Regions from separate parts of the Homo sapiens genome. Here region 1 is linked to region 2. A link is a contact called in ENCODE Hi-C or POLR2A ChIA-PET data. All regions are on one chromosome and are shown on one strand. The core of a region is the stretch at or near the end of the contact, and the rest is flanking DNA. Distances in the headings are between cores, read along the strand shown. Region 1 overlaps LOC105376291 (a long non-coding RNA gene). Region 2 has its middle 12 kb from the start of NAIF1.

What was found. A loop is a pair of places that touch in the nucleus more often than their neighbours do. ChIA-PET counts read pairs that join two places held with the same protein, here RNA polymerase II (POLR2A).
Region 1: a loop to region 2 is called in a map of transverse colon, with 19 times the contacts of the local background. The contact joins two enhancer-like sites. A Hi-C loop is called at or near these places in 1 of 168 maps with a recorded cell type or tissue (transverse colon). POLR2A ChIA-PET finds 5 or more read pairs at or near these places in 1 of 52 experiments (AG04450).

Annotation. Positions count from the first base shown.
Region 1 is chr9:129,445,741-129,448,866 of GRCh38, forward strand. LOC105376291 (a long non-coding RNA gene) reads left to right here. Exons shown (of 3, transcript NR_188645.1): 3 at 1,032-1,811. Among named protein-coding and RNA genes, the nearest start is that of LINC00963, 41 kb to the right of the region's middle. Within about 2 kb of position 1,656, at least 2 of the 41 ENCODE cell types and tissues checked have a DNase peak (open chromatin) inside an H3K27ac peak, as active enhancers do.
Region 2 is chr9:128,054,270-128,057,338 of GRCh38, forward strand. No RefSeq gene overlaps it. Among named protein-coding and RNA genes, the nearest start is that of NAIF1, 12 kb to the right of the region's middle. RefSeq lists an enhancer at 797-1,694. Within about 2 kb of position 1,567, at least 23 of the 41 ENCODE cell types and tissues checked have a DNase peak (open chromatin) inside an H3K27ac peak, as active enhancers do.

The DNA of each region.
Region 1 (3,126 bases), core at 406-2,905, 1.4 Mb after region 2:
TCTTGAACTCCTGGCCTCAAGTGATCCGCCCACCTCAGCCTCCCAAAGTGCTGGGACTACAGGCGTGAGCCATTGCGCCCAGTCTTGTTCTTCTCCTTTCCAACGGAGAGCGTTTGTGGGTCATCCTATTCCACCATTGTATGTTGAGTGTATTACTTTGCCGGGGCCACCATAACGAGATACCACATACTGGGTGTCTTGAATAATAAAAATGTATTTTCTCACAGCTTTGGGGGCTGGAAGTCCAAGATCAAGGTGCCAGCAGGGCTGGTTTCTTCCAAGGCCCTCCCTCCCTGGCTCGCCTGTGTCCTCAGGTGGCCTCCTGCCTGTGCACACCTGCCTGACGCCTCAGTCTGTGAGTCCACATTTCCTTCTTATAAGGACACTAGACACATTGGATTAAGGCCCACCCTGACGACTTCATTTTAATTGAATTGCCACTTTAAAGATTTTATCTCCAGCCAGGCACAGTGGCCCACGCCTGTAATCCCAGCACTTTGGGAGGCCAAGGAAGGCAGATCCTTTGAGGTCAGAAGTTCCAGACCAGCCTGGCCAACATGGTGAAACCCCCTCTCCACTAAAAATACAAAAAAACTAGCCCACGCTAAAAAATTACAAAAAATTTGAAGATCATTTGAGGTCAGAAGTTCAAGACCAACCTGGCCAACATGGTGAAACCCGGTCTCTACTAAAATACAAAAATAGTAGTCCAAGCTAAAAAATTAGCATGCAACACCACGCCTCTCATCCCAGCTACTCGGGAGGCTGAGGCACAAGAATCTCTTGAACCCGGGAAACAGAGGTTGCAGCAAGCTGAGATCGCATCACCGCACTCCAGCCTGAGCAACGACAGAGTGAGACTCTGTCTCAAAAAAAAAAAAAAAAAAAGATATTATCTCCAAATACATTACTTTGTAAAGTACTGAAGGTGGGGGCTTCAACATATGAATTTGGGTGGGGAGACAATTCAACTCATAACAGTGTGTGAGATCAGAAAATTCCTCCTGCTCCCCCCGCCACCCCATTTACAGGTCTCCTATAGAGAGAAGCGTTGACTGGGGACACTCGCTGCTTGCGTTTTGCTGGTAGCTGGGCTGGAAGGTCCACAAAGGTTCACTTCATGTGAGTGGCACCTCAGGGCTCTTCCACAGGCCCTTCTCTCCATGCAGCTCTCTTGGGCTTCCTCACAGCATGGCGGGGTTTTTCACGGTGGCTGGCTTCCAAGAGGAAGCACTTCAAGCTGGGTGAGAGCAGATGCCTCAAATCTCTGCAGCCTCAGCCTCGGAAGTCACACAGCGTCGCTTCTGCTGCATCCTGTTGATGAAAGCCAGTCCTGGAGTCAGCCCAGATCCAAGGGGAGGAGGAAAAGACTCCAGGTCTTGCTGAGAGTAATGACTAAGAATCTGCAGCCATCTCCAATCCACCACGCCCATGCAAGAGACGGGAGTGATATTTGCAACCAAGATGGTGAACGGCAGCAGATTGGTCACTGTTTCCAGTTATTCACCATCCCCTCAGTGAGAGGATTATCCATCCTGCCCCATTGCTACGTGACATGCAGAGCATCCAGTGCTGGGTACACTTCCCCTCCCCACCAAATCATGTTTGGCCACGTGACTTGCGTTAGCCAGTGAATCCGGAGCCCAAGTCCTAGCAGGCCATTCAAAAGAGAAGCTTCAAGAGCCATCACGTGGGTTGGCCAGCCTGCCTGCACTTTTCCCTTTAAACAGAGCTGCGTTTTCTAGAGAGAGGCCTCACACAAGCCTCCCTGTTCCACAGAATACAAATCCAATTGGTAAGTCTTCTATCCATCTTAAGAAACCTTTACATTTTTAAATCTCTCCATTCTCAAATATTCAAAGCCCTTAAATTCATTTATTTTTCTAGAAGTAACACCTGACAAGTTTGATATGTCAAGGCACCACCCGTTCCTTCTTAATCCACAGGAACTCATTGAGGGTAGGGAACCTGGGAGGTCACCACAGCCTGTAAATCCAAGCCTGGATGTAGTGAGTGTCTGGGGTGGCCAGGCTTTCTGCAGGTATGTGCACATTGAAGGCCAAATCTCAGCTTTGAACTGAGTCCCGAGCTTAGGACTCCTCCTGACTCTCTTCTGGGAACACTGTGGCTCAGAGAGGTTAAGTGAGTTGCCCAAGGCCACTCAGGTAGTAAGTGGCAGGGCCAAGACTGGACCCCAGGGCCATCTTGCTCCAAAGTTCCTAACCACTAGACTCTCCAGCTCTCACCCTGTACGTGGGCTATAGATATTTGGTTTTATTTTATTTTTTAATTTTATTTTGAGACAGGGTCTCTCTCTGTCATCCAGGCTGGAGTGCAGCGGCACAATCATGGCTCACTGCAGCCTCGACCTCCCTGGGCTCAGGTGATCCTCCTACCTCAGCCTCCCGAGTAGCTGGGACCACAGGTGCACGCTACCACATCCGGCTAATTTTTGCTTTTTTTTTTTTTTTTTTTTTTTGAGACGGAGTCTCGCTCTGTCGCCCAGGCTGGAGTGCAAAGGCACAATCTCAGCTCACTGCAAACTTTGCCTCCGGGGTTTAAGCTATTCTCCTGTCTCAGCCTCCTGAGTAGCTGGGATTACAGGCATGCACCACCACACTCAGCTAATTTTGTATTTTTAGTAGAGACAGAGTTTCTCCATATTGGTCAGGCTGGTCTCGAACTTCTGACCTCAGGTGATTTGCCCTCCTCAGCATCCCAAAGTGCTGGGATTACAGGCGTGAGCCACCGTGCCCAGCCATTTTTGCATTTTTTTTTTTTTTGTAGTAATGAGCTTTTGCCATCTTGCCTAGGCTGGTCTCAAACTGCTAGGCTTAATCGACCTGCCCACCTCAGCCTCCCAAATGCTGGGATTGCAGGCGTGAGCCATGGTGCTGGCCCTAGATATTTGTTAAGTGGATGAATAAACTACCCAGTAGTTCCTTTGGAAACCTGAAAGGTTTTGGATGCAGTGATAGAGGTGTTCCAATCTCAAGGATTGGCTAAAAGCTATAGGAACTTGGGGTGGGGTAGGATACACTGAATGGGGTCCACTCTCTCCCCAACAATTCCTCCTCTGCCCTCAGAGGAGAATCTGGTGTTTGTAATGCAGAATCTGGAGAATGT
Region 2 (3,069 bases), core at 317-2,816:
TTTAAGGAAGTAAACTTTCTTGATGTGACTGGAATGCAGAGTATAAGGAGGGAAGTGGCGATAGGTCACATTAAGGAGCTGATACTTTATCCGGGGAGTTAAGGGACATAATTGAAGGATGGAACAGGGTGCAGCATGGGTAGATTTGCTTCTGAAGACCCTCCTCAGCAGGGCCTGGAGGCAGGAGGCCAGTAAGGAGGCTGCTGTGGGTATCATGGGTGATAGAGAACGTGGGAGTGGGGGAGGGAGGAAGAGCATCTTCAGAACAAGATGTGAGAAGAGAGACAGTGGGTGGGACCAAGGAAGGCATCCAAGTGTCCAGCTTGGGTAACGGAATGAAAGTGCCTCTCCCAGAGTTCCACTGCAGCAGGGAGCAAGATAGACAAGGTCCCAGAGCCAAAGATCAACCAGTGAGGAAAACAAGCAACTCAGCCGGGCACGGTGGCTCACGCCTGTAATCCCAACACTTTAGGAGGCCAAGGTGGGTGGATCACTTGAGGTCAGGAGTTCGAGACCAGCCTGGCCAACATGGTGAAACCCCGTCTCTACTAAAAATACAAAGATTAGCCAGGCATGGTGGTGGGCACCTGTAATTCCAGCTACTCAGGAGGCTGAGGCAGGAGAATCGCTTGAATCTGGAAGGCGAATCTTGCAGTGAGCCAAGATCGCGCCACTGCACTCCAGCCTGGGTGACAGAGCGAGACTTTGTCTAAAAAAATAAATAGGCCGGGCGCAGTGGCTCATGTCTGTAATCCCAGCACTTTAGGAGGCTGAGGTGGGCGGATCACCTGAGGTCGGGAGTTCAAGATCAGCCTGACCAACATGGAGAAATCCCGTCTCTACTAAAAATACAAAATTAGCTGTGCATGGTGGTGCATGCCTGTAATCCCAGCTACTCGGGAAATTGAGGCAGGAGAATCGCTTGAAGGAATTGCTGAGGTGGAGGTTGCAGTGAGCCAAGATCGCACCACTGCACTCCAGCCCGGGCGACAGAGCGAGACTCTGTCTCTAAAAAGAAAGAGAGAGAGGGAGAGAGAGGAAGGGGAGGGGAGGGGAGGGGGGAAGGGGAGGAGAGGGAAAGGGAGAAGAAGGGAGGGGAAGGGAAGAGAAGGGAAGGGAGGGAGGAGGGGAGGGAAGGGAAGAAGCGACTCCAGGTAGCATGAGAGTTAAGAGAGAGGACGTCCAGGGGGCCATGGGCATGAGCAGCAGTGAGAGCTAGCCTGGACCGGTGGGAGCTGGAAAAAGACCTCTTGAGGAAATAAGCAGAGCCCTGGAGGCTACCCAGGAGCTGGGCAGGGGAAGAGGTGGGGCAGGGAACCAGCACATTCTGGCACAGCCTCTAGGGCTCTGCCACCGGACAGACCATTTTGAGAACCACATCCCCCTTTGTAAACCTCCATACTGAAGTTAGTTCATCATCTCTAACCAAAAGACTGGGTTTGTCCCTGCCAGTTCCTCCCAGCAGGCACTCTTTCGCACCCTCTGAGAACCTCGACTGATTGGTCTAGAATTTCTGCAAGGGTCAGGAAGGCAGTTCAGGGAGATTTCCAAGCAAGGCATGTGAGTGAGCCGTCTTAGGGGTAGAGGCCCAGCCCCAGAGGGGCAGGTCCAGCTGCCACTGAGAAAAGGACAAGCTGTTCCCTCTGGGACCTGATCAAATTGCAAAATCATGAGCAAATAAATGATCATTGTTTTCAGCCACTAAGTTTCAAGTTGGCTTGTTACACAGCAAAGACAACTGAAGCAAGCAGCTACTGGTGTTGAGTACCTGCCGTGTGTCCCCCACTGTGTTCTGTGTTCTGTGAGCAACAGCTTGTTAACTTCACCCATCCTCCTTATCAGAGAAGGATTTTTAGAGAAATTAAATAATCCCATCCTAGAGCACAGTCGGGAAGTTAGAGACAGGCAGACTCTGAAGCCCCCACATTTACTTGTGAGGAGCCTGGCTCCTGGCCACAAGCCTACATGTGATCTCTCAGTCCCAACCAGAAGCAATGACAAAGGCTGAGCCTGGCAGGCCTCAGTGGGGTGGCAGGAGGGGGCAGCTGCCCTCCCCACACCAGACTTGAGACACAACCAGTGAGTTGCAGTCATGGAGTCAGCTCCCCAGCCGGTCATGCCCTTGCACATACTGCAGACCCAGCCCAGGTGCCTCTATTCGGTGGCCCCTATCAGGGGGTCTCAACTGAAGCCTTACCCAGGTGCCTCTGCCAGGACCTCCTGGCAGGAGTGTGGCATGTGGGGAATCTTTTCTTTCCTTTTTTTTTTTTTTGGAGACAGAGTCTTGCTCTGTCGCCCAGGCTGGAGTGCAGTGGCGTGATCTCAGCTCACTGCAACCTCTGCCTCCCGGGCTAAAGTGATTCTCCTGCCTCAGCCTCCTGAGTAGCTGGGATTATAGGCCCCTGCCACCACTCCCAGCTAAGTTTTGTATTTTTAGTAGAGACAGGGTTCACCATGTTGGCCAGGCTGGTCTCGAACTCCTGGCCTCAAGTGATTCACCTTCCTTGGCCTCCCAAAGTGCTGGGATTGCAGGTATGAGCCACTGTGCCTGGCCTAATTTTTGTATTTCCCTCTTTTTTTAATTTTTATTATTATTTTTTTTCTGGGTAGAGACAGATTTTTGCCTTGTTGCCCAGGCTGGTCTCAAACTCCTGGGCTCAGGAGATCCTCCTGATTTGGCCTCCCAAAATGCTGGGATTACACAAGCCCAGCCAGTGAAAGGAATCTTGAACACTCTTTACTATCAGTAATTTTCCACTCCTAGCCCTTCTCCCTCTTGTCCCCTCCGACCCCCACCAAGGCCATAAAACAGCAGGAGTCTTTTTTTCCTGAGGATTCCCTCAGCAGTGAGAAGACACCCCCTTGTGTAATACATCTCACCCTTACCTGGTGCTGTCCTGTGGGGAAAAAAATGGAACATAAGGGGAGTGGCGTTTTCTCCTCTTGGTTACGCCAGCATAGTAAGCAATTACAGGCTTCACTGTTACTTTCACTGTAGCCTGTTGTCTTCATGGACTAAGGTAAGGGGACAGCTCAGCAGTCTCCAACTTGCGCACCCGCCTCTTTCAG